Linked DNA regions of Homo sapiens: region 2 is linked to region 1. Evidence: read pairs that join two places in POLR2A ChIA-PET (ENCODE). Cell type or tissue: OCI-LY7. All regions are shown on one strand. Each heading gives the region's core, and the rest is flanking DNA. Links, peaks and the distances in the headings are about the cores only. Region 1 overlaps UBOX5 (U-box domain containing 5). Region 2 has its middle 6.4 kb from the start of AVP.

The links. ChIA-PET counts read pairs that join two places held together with the same protein. Peaks named below come from ENCODE experiments on the same cell type or tissue, not always from the same donor. Only the 100,000 strongest peaks of a DNase experiment are listed, where the experiment ranks them.
Region 2: POLR2A ChIA-PET joins it to region 1 with 5 read pairs; 8 of 35 experiments call an interaction of 5 or more read pairs at or near these places.

Annotation. Positions count from the first base shown.
Region 1 is chr20:3,144,658-3,153,048 of GRCh38, forward strand. The region is part of intron 1 of UBOX5 (U-box domain containing 5); the gene reads right to left. It overlaps FASTKD5 (FAST kinase domains 5), which reads right to left. Exons shown (of 2, transcript NM_021826.5): 2 at 1,862-4,603. The coding sequence starts at 4,413. The coding sequence ends at 2,119. It overlaps UBOX5-AS1 (UBOX5 antisense RNA 1), which reads left to right. Exons shown (of 7, transcript NR_038395.1): 7 at 5,881-6,210. Among named protein-coding and RNA genes, the nearest start is that of FASTKD5, 11 kb to the right of the region's middle. In OCI-LY7, for the core only: no CTCF peak of the experiment used is centred there; no DNase peak of the experiment used is centred there.
Region 2 is chr20:3,087,061-3,095,282 of GRCh38, forward strand. It overlaps the pseudogene RN7SL555P. Among named protein-coding and RNA genes, the nearest start is that of AVP, 6.4 kb to the left of the region's middle. RefSeq lists enhancers at 5,522-6,022, 6,023-6,523. In OCI-LY7, for the core only: no CTCF peak of the experiment used is centred there; a DNase peak (open chromatin) is centred at 3,591.

The DNA.
Region 1 (8,391 bases), core at 267-8,266:
ACAACTCACAGAATGGGAGAAACTATTTGCAAATCACATATATTGTATCTGTTACCTGTATTATGTTACTTATATATATACAATCTCCTTATGTTTGTGCTCTAACATAACCAAACCTGAATCCCACCAGACTTCCTAATATAACACATAGCATGTTTCCTTCTCATCTGAGCTACTTGCTATGAAAACCATTCTGCCTAAGCGTCAGACTTGGGAACCATTGGCCCAACAGGTGCTTGTGTAATTCTGTTCTTCTAGGTCCAATTTTAAGAAGAAAAATATGAGGGTAGGGGGAGTTTATGCAAGACAAGTAGAAATGTGAAAGAGGGAGCTAAAAGAAAAATATTAAGTTCACCAATTCTGAAATGGCTCTTAAAGCAAAAGGAATCAGCAACTAAGGACAAACAACCACATCTAAACAAGAATAAGAATTTTAATTTTAGAGCACGTGAAAAGATGTGTTGGAGGAAAAATCCTGAAATATAAGTGAAGCTTTGAGAGCCTTTTTTTTTTTTGACAGGGTCTCACTCTGTCAGCCAGGTGGGAGTGCACTGACACAATCACAGCTCTCTGCAGTCTTGACCTTCTAAACTACGGTGATCCTCCCACCTCAGCCTCCTAAGTAGCTGGACTACAGGTGTGCATCACCATGCCCAGCTAATTTTTTGTATTTTTAGTAGAGATGGGGTTTTGCCATGTTGCTGGTCTGGAACTCCTGGGTTCAAGAGATCACCCAAAGTGCTGGGACTACAGACCTGAGTCACCACACTTGGCCTTTTTTTCCTTTTTTTTTTTTTTTTGAGTTAGGGTCTTGCTCTGTCATCCAGGCTAAAGCACAGTGGTGTCATCTCAGCTCACTGCAGCCTCAACCTCCCAGGCTCAACAGATCCTCCCACCCAGCCTCCTGAGTAGCTAGGACTGCGGGGGCACACCACCACGCCTGGCTAATTTTATTTTTTTGCAGAGGCAAGGTCTCACTATGTTGGCCAGGCTGGTCTCAAACTCCTGGACTCAAGCAATCTTCCCACTTTGGCCTCCTAAAGGCTGAGATAACAGGCATGAGCCACCACATCCAGCATGAGATTCTTATTTTAAAACAAGGTATAGGCCAGCCACAGTGGCTCATGCCTGTAATCCCAGCACTTTGGGAGGCCAAGGTGAGTGGATCATCTGAGGTCAGGAGTGTGAGACCAGCCTGAACAACATGGTGAAACCCCATCTCAAATAAAAATGCAAAAATTAGCTGGGCGTGGTGGTGGGCGCCTGTAACCCCAGCTACTCAGGTGGCTGAGGCAGGAGAACTGCCTGAACCTGGGAGGCAGAGCTTGCAGTGAGCCAAGATCGCGCCATTGCTCTCCAACCTGGGCAACCGAGGGAGACTCCGTCTCAAAAAAAAAAAAAAGGCCAGACGCGGTGGCTCACACCTGTAATCCCAGCATTTGGGAGGCCAAGGCAGGCGGATCACCGGAAGTCAGGAGTTCAAGACCAGCCTGGTCAACATGGAGAAACCCCGTTTCTGCTAAAAAGACAAAAATTATCCAGGTGTAGTGATACGCGCCTGTAGTCTCAGCTACTCGGGAGGATGAGGCAGGAGAATTGTTTGAATCTGGGAGGCGGAGGTTGCAGTGAGCTGAGATTGTGCCACTGCATTCCAGCCTGGGTGACAGAGCGAGACTCCATCTCAAAAAACAAACAAAAAAACTGGCTTTAAAAAAAAAAAAAATCTGTAAGGGTGGGGGGAGGGTCTCCAGAAAAGAATAAAATTTTTAAAAATTGGCTTTATATAATGTCTGACTATACTTTTATTCTAAAAACTCTGTGACATAAGGCTGGTAAACAGAAAGAAAAATCCAACAAGGACTTACTTGACCGTAGGACATATTAAGATGTTTATTATTTACTAAGAGTAACATGTATACATTTGCAGTAATTTGTACAATCCAACTACATTACAATTCACAGTAACATACACTAGCTCTAACCTGCCTTGGATACAATTAAGTCTCCTCAACACACTATTTTATCGCCAAACTTACATTCTGGCTTTTATAATCATTTTGCAACACCTGGTACAGTATACACCTATAGCTTTGCCATAGAAATGCCCCTAAATGCCCTTCAGAGAGCAGAGGTGAATACTTTCTCATGAAGAAACGCCAACTTTTCTAAGCGAGTTCGTTTCAGTAGTGGGAGCCATTCCCAGTAGGATAACTCTACCACACGGTAGCCAAGCCGAGCCAGCTGCCGCCTCTTCATATTGTGCAGTCCAAGGAGATCCCTGGAGCCATAGCAATACTGGTTCCTGTTTGTGAACTGAACAGCCAGCTTCATTCTTGGGGTCTGCATGCAGGCTGCGGGGCACAGGCCAGCCATCTCCATGGCCCCTGATTTATCTGCTACATTGCAAAGGAAGCCCCCCAGAGGTACAGCTGCCTTATTCTCCAACTCCATGGGCTGCTGCCCAGGCTCTGACTCAGTTTTGCCCTGGAAATGTCCTCTTGCTTTCCCTTTTAGTAACTTATTCATCAAATCATCTGTAAGGCTGACTCCCACATGCTCAAGCCTTAATTTGGCTACATTTTCAGCCGGCGTGGCTTCTCTATTAAATGGTAATGGCTTCAGGTTAACATCAAGCTGGACCTCTAAGTCAGAAGATCGGGTATGAGGCAAAATCATATGGTGCTTGACGTACTGGGGCCCCCCCAGCATGGTCTCCAGTAAAAAGACAGTTTCTAAGAATTCAGGCTTTGAATTCATATCCTTCTCTGCTAAATACCACAGCAATTCAGACCCCTCTTGCTGAAGGTGAGTACTAAGACGATTGCCTCTGTAATCTGGACACTCAATGCCAACTGTACCATCGAGGGTATATAGTTCCTTAAGGAGGTCAAACTTAGTTCTCTCCTGAGCTAACCTGACAAACCCTGGACTGAGAGCGAAATCAATTAACTCTACTGGAAAGTACTCCAAAAATGCCAGGCCCAGCAGGCAGGTGGGCAGGTGTTCTGGGTACTGGTTGAATTCAGGCATCTTTCTGTGAATCTCACTTATCAGGCTGGAGTAAAATTCTTCTGCATTGGGTGGCTTATAATTCAGAGTTCCAAATGACCACAGAATCTTGGCAACATCTTTACTTCGACAGTGTGCCACTCTAGGAGGCAAAGACGCAGCCACTGCATTCATTACTCCTTCATTCAGGAAGCGTAAGGCCGAGCAGTAAAGAGTCAGGTGCATGACACCTTGAACTCCCAGGGAAGGAATTCGCTGAGGAGCTATCTCTCCAATCTGCTTCATGAAATTGATGTGATCCACGTGAGTGAAACGGAACATTTTAACAATATTCACTAAGGAGCGACTACTCAGATGCTGAATGTTAGCACAAGCCAAGTCTCCAATTTTCCGCATGACAAATTCAGAGAGATTAGTACTTGATTTAAAGAACCCCAAACAGATGGTACCAACCTCCTCCAAATTGATCAAATCTATATATTTAAGGATCAATGATTCCAATTTTTGCATTAGGTCCTGGGATACCTGACGATTTTCACCTATAACATAAATTAAGTGAACTAGCTGAGACAAGGATAGATCCTTCCAGTGCAAATTAAGATAACTAGAAAAAATGTTTAAAAACCTAGGTACTTTGCGGCCTAAGTACCTCCAGAGATCAGCCACCAAAAGGAGCTGATCCATATTCATCTCCCATACCTGATGGCAACACTTGGTCTCATACACATCTAGCATTGAATGGGAGTGAGGGATTCCTAAAATGACAAAAGCTTTCAAAACATTGATCAGATCTTGGGTATCAAAGAGCTGTATCTTCTTCACACTCAGCTGGCAGAGCAGAGCAAAGCTGGTACTGCCCAGCAAGACAGGATGCTGCTCTGCAGGCAAAGAGCTCAGCTTACACAAATAATCAACAATGACTTGAGCCTGGAGATTATTTTGATTAACTCTGACTTTGTGCAAAATTAGTTCACCTTCTGAAACAGACAGGAGCTGAGAAGTCTCAGATGCATTATAGCTGTGAACACGGTATTCTGGTCTTAGCTGTAGGAAAACTCGCATGTTTTCAAAGGAATCAAACACTTCTACGTCCTCTTCATCAACTCCTGTGGCCCTGGGTGAGCCCAGCTGCAATGTACTGGCCTTAGAGGAAGAAGTCTTGCTGAATTCCAAACCTGGGTGGGCACTGCTGGTTGTCAGGATTCTCCGAGAAGAGAAGGTGCTACATATGTTCTTAACTTTTTTGGCAGAATGGCAGAGGCTAATGTGTTCTGGAGGGTCCTGTCCCCCATGCTGTGTGCTGCTCACATTCCAGTATGACACACTTCGGACTGCACCAAAGGCAGAAGGACTGCAAAATGCTCGGTATCTTACAAGTTTTAATGACTTGAGAGTAGCTGCCATTCTGGTGTCAGTATTGATCTCTTTGGCAGTCAGAATACAGTCCTCACAGATTTGACCAGGCAATTTCTTGTTTATATGGTGCTTGATTAGAGCTGGACGGGGAGGTGTTCCACAAAAACTGCCTGGAAATCTTCAGCATATCACAAGAGCCAGGGATCACAAATGACTGGGTCAGAATTGGTGCCAGATACTGAAAAAAGGGTAGATGAAGAATGAGTGGCTTCTACCTATAAAAGCATCCAAATTTACACATTATAAAAAACAGGTTGAAACTACACTGCTGTCTACTCAAATAAGTTCAATGCTAGTAAATGCCCAAACCACATGACAGCATATATCAAGGATAAATTCTGCGGTCTGTGTAAAGGCCTAGGAAAACCCCCAACCCAGGGTACCCGTGGGCAGTTCCTGGACTGCTGCTCACCAGACTTCCTTCACTGTACAAGGCAAGCAGTGACGGCTAAAGAAGAGACGGTGCTCCGCTAACATTTGATAGGAAGAAGGAAGGCAGATTTCTAGAAAGAAGGCTGGGAACAAAAGTGAGCAACTCCTTCCATCTCTTTGATATCAAGGCAAACAGGTCCTACCTGAAGAATGTTTATAAAAACTGCTATGCTAACAGCACTAAGTAAAAAGTGGGATCTGGTATAAAAGATAATTAGTTGGCTGGGTGTGGGTGGCTCATGCCTGTAATGCCAGCACTTTGGGAGGCCGAGGCAGGCAGATCACTTGAGGTCAGGAGTTCAAGACCAGCCTGGCCAACAAGGCGAAATCCCGTCTCTATTAAAAATACAAAAAATTACCCAGGTGTGGCAGCACACACCTGTAATCCCAGCTACTCAGGAGGCTGAGGCAGGAGAATCCCTTGAACCCAGGAGGCAGAGGTTGCGGTGAGCCAAGACCGTGCCACTGCACTCCAGCCTAGGCGAAAAAGTGAGACTCCATCTCAAAAAAAAAAAAAAAAGATTTAATTAGTTATACCTACGATAACCCTCCCTGTTCTTATAGCGCAAAACTGTTAATTCCAAAATTCTGTCATTCTAATGCTGTTCTTTTACTTTTTAGAAGATGCCTACTCTCCTCTTCAGGAAGCTTATAACAGAATTTGAGTCACTATTAGAGAGTAGTCACAGAGTAATGGTGTTATTAGAAAGTATACTAAAAAACTCACTCATTTTGGTGGGAGAAAGCAGAAGGTTGAGGGTCTGCTCACTGTCACTTCACGGGTGGGAAGCAAAGAGTACCCCAAAGCTGGGCTCAGGGTTCAGGGAACGCCAATTGACGCAACTGCCCCGCTGACATCTTCTGGAGAAGGCAGCTTAGCAATGTTTCCAGTGAGTCTTTATTCTGCCTGTGAGCAGTATAATGCCCATTTTTCTCCCATGGCAGAAACCATGAGAGACTATGAAATTGATTCTGCTGTGCTCTCGCTTTCCTTAATGCTTATTCTTTTTCTTTCCACTTAAGTGCCAAAGCCTGACAAGCAAGACCCAAGGAGACCTGAGTTGTCAACTGATGTACCAGACAGGGCTGTTGCTGCAGAAAACTCCATAAAAGTTCCAAGGGTGCCAGAATGACTTTCTGAAATGCCTGCCTAACTCTGCTGTCAGCCACTTTCTTCCAGAGCCCATAGCACATCATCATTTAGTTCATCAAAGAACAGCAGGGCAGGTCAGTGGCTCTGTTCCAGTAGCCCAGCTACACAGGCTTCTCTAGATGGCAGGAACATATGTATGAATTTCTGTGTGAATCAGAGCAGAATTCTCTCACATTAAATTTTTATACACTTGGTTCTTTACTGTGGCTTGTGGACCATTCTTTTTTTCTTTTTTGAGACAGTCTCACTCTGTCACCCAGGTTGGAGTATAGTGGCATGATAACTGCAGCTTTGACCTCCCACTTCAAGCAATCCTCCCACTTCAGCCTCAGCCTCTTGAAGTAGCAAAAACTACAGGTGCACACCACCAAACCCAGTTAGTGTGTGTTTGTGTGTGTGTTTGTGTGTGTGTGTGTGTGGAGATGGAGTCTCACAATGTTGCCAAGGCTGGTCTCAAACTCCTGGGCTCAAGTGATCCTCCTACCCTGGCCTCCTGAAGTGCTAGTATTACAGGCATCAGCCACCATGCCTGACCACCTGTGGACCATTCTGCCCACCAAATTTCAATCTGTGGTTCAGATCAAGGGTGAGCAGACTATGTCCTGGGGCCCAAATCTAGCTCTTCACATGTTTTTGTAAACAAGGTTTTTTCAGAACATAGCTAGGCCATTCATTATATATTGTCTATGTCTGCTTTCCTGCTACAAGAGCAGAACTGTGTAACTGTGGCAGATTGTATGGCCTGCAAAGCATATTTAGTGTTTGGTCTATTACATAAAAAGTCTGCTGATCTCTGCTACACACTATTTCTATAAATGCAGATAGCCAGCTTTTTAAAAATTAGAAAAACTTGGCCACGCCTATAATCCCAACACTTTGGGAAGCTGAGGCAGAAGGATTGCTTGAGGCCAGGAGTTTGAGACCAGCCTGAACAACACAGCAAGACTGTCTAAAAAATAAAATAAAATAAAAAATAAATTAAAAAAATAAAAAATTTTAATTAAAATTGGAAAAACTATAGAAAAATAGTACTAAAATAATGTTTTTCTTTAATATTTAGATGATAATTGAAGATTACAGTCCTCAAAATAGTCATTAGGAAATCCAATTAATACTACAGCACAGGAAAGGTGGGAACAAAAGAGACAGCAGGATGGCCAGGCGTGGTGGCTCATGCCTGTAATTCCAGCACTTTGAGAGGCCAAGGCAGGCAGATCACTTGAGGTCAGGAGTTCGAGACCAGCCTGGCCATCATGGTGAAACCCTATCTCTACTACAAATACAAAAATTAGCCAGGTGTGGTGGCATGAGCGTGTAATCCCAGCCACTCGGGGGGCTGGGGCACAAGAGTCGCTTGAACCCAGGAGGCGGAGGTTGCAGTGAGCCAAGATGGTGCCACTGCACTGCAGCCTGGGTGACAGAGACTCTGTCTCAAAAAAAAAAAAAAAAAAAAAAGAACCAAAAAAACAGAGATAGCAGGTAACAGAACTCTCCAGCTGACAGAACAGGGCTTTTAAGAAGACCTATTTTTGGCTGGGCACAGTGACTCATGTCTGTAATCCCAGCACTTTGGGAGGCTGAGGCGGGTGGATCTATGAGGTCAGGCATTCGAGACCAGCCTGGCCAACATAGTGAAACTCTGTCTCTACTAAAAATACAAAAAATTAGCCAGGCGTGGTGGTGGGCGCCTGCAATTGCAGCTGGGGCACCTGCAATCCCAGCTACTCGGGAGGCTGAGGCGGGAGAATCACTTGAACCTGGGAGGCAGAGGTTGCAGTGAGCTGAGATAGCGCCACTGCACTGCAGCCCGGGCGATAGTGCAAGACTCTGTCTCAAAAAAAAAGAAGAGGAAGACCTACTTTCGAATTTGGAATTTAATTTAATCCACCACAATGTGCAACTAAAGCCATATACTGTTCAAATCTGTAGTCTTCATCTCATTTGAGGAAGGAGATCCTGGCCAGGCACAGTGGCTCACACCTATAATCCCAGCACTTCAGGAGGCCAAGGTGGGCGGACCACTTGAGGACAGGAGTTCAAGACCAGCCTAGCCAATATGGGGAAACGCCATCTCTACTAAAAATACAAAAATTAGCTGGGCGTGGTAGTGCGCCTGTAATCCCAGCTACTTGAGAGGCTGAGGCAGGAGAATTGCTTGAATCCAGGAGGCAGAGGTTGCAGTGAGCTGAGATCATACTACTGCATTGCAGCCTGGGCGAAAGAGCAAGACTGTCTCAAAAAAAAAAAAAAGTAGATCCTAAAAAAATAGATTTAAAGGTCCCATTTTTTAAATAAAATAGCTGTGCCATAGTAAAGCGAAAAACAGAAAATGTCTGTCTAGAAGGAGGCTGGTTTACAAGATAAATGTGTGGCAGGCATCA
Region 2 (8,222 bases), core at 1-8,000, 58 kb before region 1:
TTTGAGAGGCAAAGGCAGAAGGATCACTTGAGCCCAGGAGTTCGAGACCAGCCTGGACAACATAGACCTTATCACTACAGATAATTTAAAAATTGGGCAGGTGTGGTGGTGCATGCCTGTGGTCCCAGCTACTCGGGAGGCTGAGGTGGAAGAATTGCTTGAGCCCAGGCTGCAGTGAGCCATACCTGAGCCACTGCACTCCAGCTTGGGTGAGAGTGAGACACTGTTTCAAAAGAAAAAGTAGCTTTAGAAAAGTGCCTGCATGTGGCCAGGTGCGGTGGCTCATGCCTGTAATCCCAGCACTTTGGGAGGCCGAGGCAGGCGGATCATGAGGTCAGGAGATCTAGACCATCCTGGCTAACATGGTGAAACCCCGTCTCTACTAAAAATCCAAAAAAAAAAAAAAATTAGCCGGGTGTGATGGCGGGCGCCTGTAGTCCCAGCTACTCAGGAGGCTGAGGCAGGAGAATGGCATGGACCTGGGAGGCAGAGCTTGCAGTGAGCCAAGATCGCGCCACTGCACTCCAGCCTGGGCGACAGAGCGAGACTCCGTCTCAAAAAAAAGAAAAAGGGGGCTGCAGCATTGTAAAGTTAATGAACAGTAGTATTGCATTAGTAATGCCATTATTCTTTGTTTTGTTTTGTTTGAGATGGAGTTTTGCTCTTGTTGCCCAGGCTGGAGTGCAGTGACGCGATCTTGGCTCACTGCAACCTCTGCCTCCCAGGTTCAAGCGATTCTTCTGCCTCAGCCTCCTGAGAAGCTGGGATTACAGGCGCCCATCTCCACGTCCAGCTAATTTTTGTATTTTTAGTAGAGACAGGGTTTCACCATGTTGGCCAGGCTGGTCTCAAACTCCTGGCCTCAGGTGATCCACCCCACTCAGCCTCCCAAAGTGCTGGGATTACAGGCATGAACCACCATGCCTGGCCAATGCCATTATTCTTGTTAAGAGCTAGGAGATTTTTCCAGAGAGAGCAGCTTCCTGGATTAGTCTAGGAGGAACATTTTCATTCTACTCCTGGCCTGGAAACAAGCTTGGTCTGAGGCCGTTGCCCCGCTGAGACTCTGTGGGTTGTGAGGCTAGCTGAGGAGAGAGGCTGGAGGCCTGGCTAAGGCGCCTTGGCCCAGCACCTTACCCCTTCTTCACTGCAGGGGGTTGAGTCAACAACTGAAAACGGATGAGGCCAGACTGACTGAAGGGCCCAAGCCATGGGACAGCCAGGACCTCTGTGCTGACCAGATCTGTCTACCAGGATCTTCATTCTAAGACCGGCCTCCCACACCGAGGCCCCTTTCTCCCAGGACCTACCTTCTCGGAACCTTGGCTGACTGGGAAAAGTCTCTATCCTGTGCTGACTGGCTGCATTTCCAACACATCACCCCATATGTCACATGGACCCCCCAGACACTGCACACCCTTCTACACGTCCCTTACAGGTTTCCTTTCCCAATCTACTTTTTACATCTTCTCGGTCCTTTTATCTCCTACATCTCAGCTCATGATCCTGATTCATTCATCCTTCCAAAAGAAAGGAGTCAGCTCCTTCACCAGTTCCTTCCCCCTCCCCTGATGTATACCCTTCATCCACCATTTTCTAAATACAATGACGTTATGATAGATCAGTATTACAAGTTAGATTGCAATTCTGCCCTCTGAGCTAAGCCACGTAGTATATTATGATGATCTTTCTATCTGTGAACAACTTTTTGTATTCCTTGGAGTTAGTGGTCATCTTGGTTTTTCATTTGTGGTCCATCTGCCCTTTGTTTTTGTTTTTGTTTTTGTTTTTGTTTTTAGAGATGGGGTCTCACTCCACCTGCCATTTATCCAGAAGTCAACATTTATTCTTCAACTCCCTCCACCTGGGCTTCTGCTCAAACCAGCCCATTGAAACTCCTGTTGTCAAGGTGTTAAACTACTTCCATATTGAAAAATGTGGTCGGCTGGGCGCAATGGCTTACACCTGTAATCCCAGCACTTTGGGAGGCCGAGGCCGGTGGATCACGAGGTCAGGTGTTCGAGACCAGCCTGGCCAGCATAGTAAAACCTCGTCTCTACTAAAAATAGAAAAATTAGCCGGGCGTGGTGGCACCTGCCTGTAATCCCAGCTACTCGGGAGGCTGAGGCAGGAAAATCGCCTGAACCCAGGAGGCGGAGGTTGCAGTGAGCCAAGATCGTGCCACTGCACTCCAGCCTGGGCAACAGAGCAAGACTCCGTCTCAAAAAAAAAAAAAAAAAAAAAAAAACGAAAAATGTGGTGGTGATGTCTATGTCCTTATTTCACATGATCTAGCAGCATTTGACATGGGTGAACACTTATCCTTTTCTTTTTTTTTTTTTTTCTGAGACGGAGTCTTGCTCTGTCGCCCAGGCTGGAGTGCAGTGGTGTGATCTCCGCTCACTGCAAGCTCCGCCTCCTGGGTTCATGCCATTCTCCTGCCTCAGCCTCCCGAGTAGCTGGGACTACAGGTGCCCGCCACCGCGCCCGGCTAATTTTTTGTATTTTTAGTAGAGACGGGGTTTCACCGTGTTAGCCAGGATGGTCTCGATCTCCTGACCTCATGATCTGCCTGCCTCGGACTCCCAAAGGGCTGGGATTATAGGCGTGAGCCACCGCGCCCGGCCACACTTATCCTTTTCTGAAACACACTTTGTTTGGTTCCACCGATGCTACACTCTCTTGGTTTTCCTTCTGTTACACCGGGTGTTCTCTCTGTCTCCGTTTCTGGCTCCTTCTCTTTGACCTTGACTTCTAAACGTTGGAGCATCCCAGGAATCAGTCCTGTGTCCCTTCTCTTCCTGGGTGATCCCACAATTTTATATACTTACTACAAGCTAATAATTCCCAAACTGGTATTTCCATCCTGGGCCTCTCCCCAAAGAGCCAGACTTATAGTTTCAACTGCCCAGTGACACCTCACATTGGATATCCAATAGGCTTCTCCAACTTAACAAAGTCAACACGCAACTCCAGATTCTCAGCTGTTTCCCTGCTCTTCCAGGGTTCCCACCTGTGTGATCTTACCACCATCCAACCAGCTGCTCCTCCCAGAACCTGAGACTCACCCTGGGTCTTCTCTTTCCCTCACTGTTGCTTATGTTACCTCTAAAATCAGTCTCAACTCCAACTGCTGCTTTGGGATCTGAGATCCTGCTGTTTCCGTGTCCTGGAAGATTCCTCTACCCGCACCCTCCCCAGGATTCATTTGATTGGTTTAAATGGCATCTCTTAAGAGGAGGCTCCCCTGACTGCCCTATCTAGAGCATCCCCCATCTCTGTTATCTTCTGTCTGGGACTATGTTGATGAATTTCATAGCACCTACTGCAATTCACAATTCATTTTTTGTGTGTCTATCTTTTTGTGTGTGTATGCCTATAACCCCTTTAAAATGAAACACCAGGGCAGAAAGGAAGGACTCTACCTTTCATGCTCAGTACGGTAACCCCACTCCAGGTAGAGGGTGTTCAATAAATTATGGAAAGAAGGAAGGGAAGCTCTGGGTACCAGCTTCAGCTCTCCAGGGAGTTCTGTGTGACCCAGGGCAAGTCACACCTGTTCCCAAGGTTATTTACTTGAAGTACTAACCCCACTTCCTGTCCCACTGAGGTCTTAAGGGAATCAGATGAGGGTGCCATAAAGGGTTAAGATTTCTGCAATCCTTACATAATAAAACGTGGCAAGCCTCCAGATGAAACCCCAAATGTCAGAATGTTCTATAAAGTACTTCCTTACCCTTAGACCACCTTTTCTGAGAAGAAGTAACAGTTAACTAATCTTAGCAGAGCATCTGCCCTGCCCACACCTTCTGTTTCTTATTCCCCTGCTGTATATACCATAGAACATCTCCACTACTGCCAGAGAGGGCATGGCCTCATTTTCTTTCTATCTTTTTTCCTTTTTAATTTTTTTTTTTTTTTTTTTTTTTTTTGTAGAGATGAGGGTCTCACTGTGTTGCCCAAGCTAGTCTCAAACCCCTGGTCCCAAGTAATCCTCCCACCTTGGCTTCCCAAAGTGCTGCAATTACAGGCGTGAGCCACTGTGCCTGGCCATTGGCTTCATGTTCTTTTTCTTTTCTTTTCTTTTTTTCTTTTTCTTTTTTTTTTTTTTTTTTTTTGAGACAGTGTCTCGCTCTGTCGCCCAGGCTGGAGTGCAGTGGTGCGATCATGGCTCACTGCAAACTCTACCTCCTGGGCTTAAGAGTGATCCTCCCACCTCAGCCTCCCGAGTGGCTGGAACCACAGCACCATGCCCAGCTAATCTTTGTTTTTGTGCAGACAGGATTTCACCATTTTCCCCAGGCTGGTCTCAAACTCCCGAGCCCAAATGATGTGCCCACCTTGACCTCCCAAAGTGCCGGGATTACAGGCATGAGCCACCGTGCCTAGCTGGCTTCATTTTCAAAAGAACACTGCTGGTAGCAGTAAGTCCAGCTTTCTCTCTTTTCACCTGTTGGCTCACTGCAACCTCCGCCTCCCGGGTTCAAGCAATTCTCGTGCCTCAGCCTCCCTAGTAGCTGGGATTACAGATGCTCACCACCATGCCTGGCTAATTTTTGTATTTTTTGTAGAAATGGGCTTTCACCATGTTGGCCAGGCTGGTCTCGAACTCCTGACCTCAAGTGATCCGCCTACCTCTGCCTCCCAAAGTGCTGGGATTACCGGTGTGAGCCACGGCGCCAGCCTCCAGTAGTATTTTTGAGGACCCACACAAATGCTCTGTAAACTATGAAGAGGGGAACAAGAGCAAACAAAAGATGTTGTGGGAGCCCAAGACCTGCTTACTGAATTGAATCAAAGAGGATACATTGAGCAGGGATGAGAAACCTCTGAGAAAAATGCTGAGCCTGAGGGGACAGGTATGGAACTGAAATGGATCCACTGCAGGACCAAGTAAAAAAGGGCGGGGGAGGCCTTCTGCTCTTTCCAGACCAAGGCACATCTCAGCTGGATTGAAGAGCTAAATAGAATAAAATCAGCCGACAAGCTGGGCGCGGTGGCTCATGCCTGTAATCCCAACACTTTGGGAGGCCGAGGCGGGCAGATCACGAGGTCAGGAGTTCAAGACCATCCTGGCCAACATGGTGAAACCCCGTCTCTACCAAAAATACAAAAAAAAATGAGCTGGGCATGGTGGTGCGCGCCTGCAGTCTTAGCTGCTTGGGAGGCTGAGGCAGGAGAATCACTTGAACCCAGGAGGCGGAGGTTGCAGTAAGCCAAGATCGCGCCACTGCACTCCAGCCTGGGCGACAGAGTGAGACTCCGTCTCAAAAAAAAATCAGCTGACGAGGGCCGGGGAGCGGCGGGGAGGGGATGCGGGAAGCCAGGTCTGAATATTTATCGTATCTCTAGAGGGGGGTTACATTAAACTTTTAAAAGAAATCAGAAATGAAAAGACAATAAAAATTCTTTAACTTGCAAAAATAACCTAAGTAAAAGGCAAAATAAACGAAGAAAAATATTTTTGACAAACTCGTTTCTATATGGAAAACCTGTACGGCAGCAAGACCTGTAGACTCGCATCTAGAGACGCTCAACCCTAGCTCCGTGTTCCAAGTGACGTGGCCTGTCGCACCCGCCGGGGACAATGACTGCGGCCCTGGGGTCCCACAGACGTTCCCTTTGCTAGACTTAAGGAAGAGCTAGGCCTGTCCGCGCTCCCAGCCCCCACGCAGCCAGACACCCGCGGGTGCTGAGATGAAGAGTGAAGTCACCAGGAGAGACAGGAAACAGCGCGGGCCTCGGGGACCCGAGGGCGCGGAAGCTCGGGGGCCGGGGTCGAGCACAGATTGGGAGGCGCAGCGCTGGGCGCACGTCCCCGTCGGCCCGGCGGCCCCTAATGAGGCGCGCTGTGCGCAGACTGCTAAGAGCAGCATGAGCACGGCTCCGGCGGCCCCCAGGGCCCCGCGGGTCGGCGCCACCCCGGAGCGCGGTGCCCGGAATCACTTAGCGCCATCAGCCGGGCGGCTGGGAGGGGGAAGCGGCCGATCCGGGCGGCTGGGAGGGGGAAGCGGCCGATCCAGGCGGCAGCGGAGGGGGCTGCAGCGGAGGCGGCCCCGGCTTGCACGCTCGCCCTTCCGCCTGCCCGGCAGGGCCCCGTCTGAGCCCCAGGCCCCAGGCCCAGCGGCGCCGCTCGCCGGTGAAGGAAACCAGCGCAGAGAGGCCGCGCTGCCAGGCGCGTGGTGGTCCGGGGGTCCACGTGTGAGCCTCGCCCTAGGCTGCCAATTGAGAGTTCCACCTCCGCCCAGAGAGACCCCACCTCACCCCTCCAACCTGGGGCGCGCGGGCCGGCGGAGGGGTCCTGGGGCGAGTGGGCAGGATAGGCCGCCGCGCGGGGTGGGCTTCTACGGGGTGTACTCGTTGCCTGTGGCTGGGGACTGAAATTCCCCGGAAAAGGAGACGGGGAGGACACACCTGGAGGGATAAACAGCTTGTGCAGGGATGTGAAAGAGAGAACCCAGCTGTGTGTGCGTGTGCGCGCGTGTGTGTGGTAGGGACGTCATACAGGACGCGTGGCCTACGAACGTGCTAAACCACTGGCAATAAAAACACAGAGTGTGGGGCCGGGAGCGGTGGCTCACGCCTGTGATCCCAGCACTTTGGGAGGCCAAGGCGGGTGGATCACCTGAGATCAGGAGTTCAAGACCAGCCTGGCCAACATGGTGAAACCCCATCTCTACTAAAAATACAAAAATTAGCCGGCCGTTGTGGCAGGCGCCTGTAATCCCAGCTAGTCGGGAGGTTGAGGCAGGAGAATCGCTTGAGCCAGGGAGGCGGCTGTTGCAGTGAGCCGAGATTGCGCCACTGCACTCCAGCCTGGGCAACAAGAGTGAAACTCTGTCTCAAAAAAAAAAAAAAAAAAAAAAGGAGTGTGTGCCAGCATCACTGTTTTAAGCCTTTTACGTATATTTTCCTCCTTGAATCACATAAACCCTGTGAAGGAGGAAGTATTTTTATCTCTATTTGCAGACAGGAAACTGAGGGGCAGAGAGGTTGAATAACTTGCCCAAGTTATTCAACGAACAAGTGATAAACAGCAGACCTGGGATTCAAACTCAGGCTCCAGGGTCTGTGCCCTTCACCACGCTACTGCCACAAAACCCTAGCAGAGCCGGGTGCTGGGGCACGCGCCTGGAGTCCCAGCTACTCCTGAGGCTGAGGCAGGAGGATGCTTGAGCCCAGGAGGTACAGGCTGCAGTGAGCCATGATCACGCCACTGCACTCCTGCCTGGGCTGCCGTGGGCTATGCCTAGCTGGCGTCTGCACTAAGTTCAGCATCAGCATGGTGACCTCCCGGGTGCAAGGGGACCACCAGGTTGCCTAAGGAGGGGTGAACCGACTCAGATCAGAAATGGAGCAGGTGAAAACCCTGTGCTAATCAGTAGTGGGATCCTGCCTGTGAATAGCCACTGCACTCCAGGCTGGGTGACATGGTCAGAACCCATCTTTGAAGGGGAAAAAAAAAAGATTGGGCTTGGGGGTGCATGCCGGTGGTCCCAACTACTAGCAAGGCAGAGGCAGGATGATGGCTTGAGCCCAGGAACCGGAGGCTGAAATGAGCTATGATCGTGCCACTGCACTTCAGCCTGGGTGACACAGTCAGACCCTGTCTTATAAAAAATAATAATAATAAAATATAAAATAAACAAAATAAAATAGCAGTGACTAAACCCCAAAGACATTTGTAATTTACTATAATTCAAGTTGGGAAGTGGGTGGTCCCAGGCCTGGCTGAAATTCAGGGATGGCATCTAGGGCTTCCCCACTCCTGTCTGGTACCCTCCACATGTCTGAGTGTCCCTCCTTGTGGCAAGGGGACAGCCACAAAATGGGTTCCCTCTTCTGAGCCTCTCCGCTCTCAGGGAGGAGAAACCTGCCCAGAGTCCCCACCCCTAAATCCCTCCAGACTGGACAAGCACCACTAGCCGGCTGCCTTCTTTGGGTTAGGCCAGCCAAAGCTCACCCCTAAGATTAGGTGTGCTCACAGGCCCCTGACAAAATGGGGTCCTGTTGGTGAGGAAGAGGAGGGACGGGACTGGCTGCTGGGTCAGTAACTGGGGTATTTGTCCCCGGCCCCAGGCTGGAAGGCATTGGTAGACTTGTACAGATCACTTCACTTGTGGGGACCCTGTGGCACAGAGAGACCCCGTGGCTTGTCCGGGACCACACAGCTAAGCCGGGCAGAACTACTGAGCGAGGAGCCTATCAGTCCTGGTTCCCAA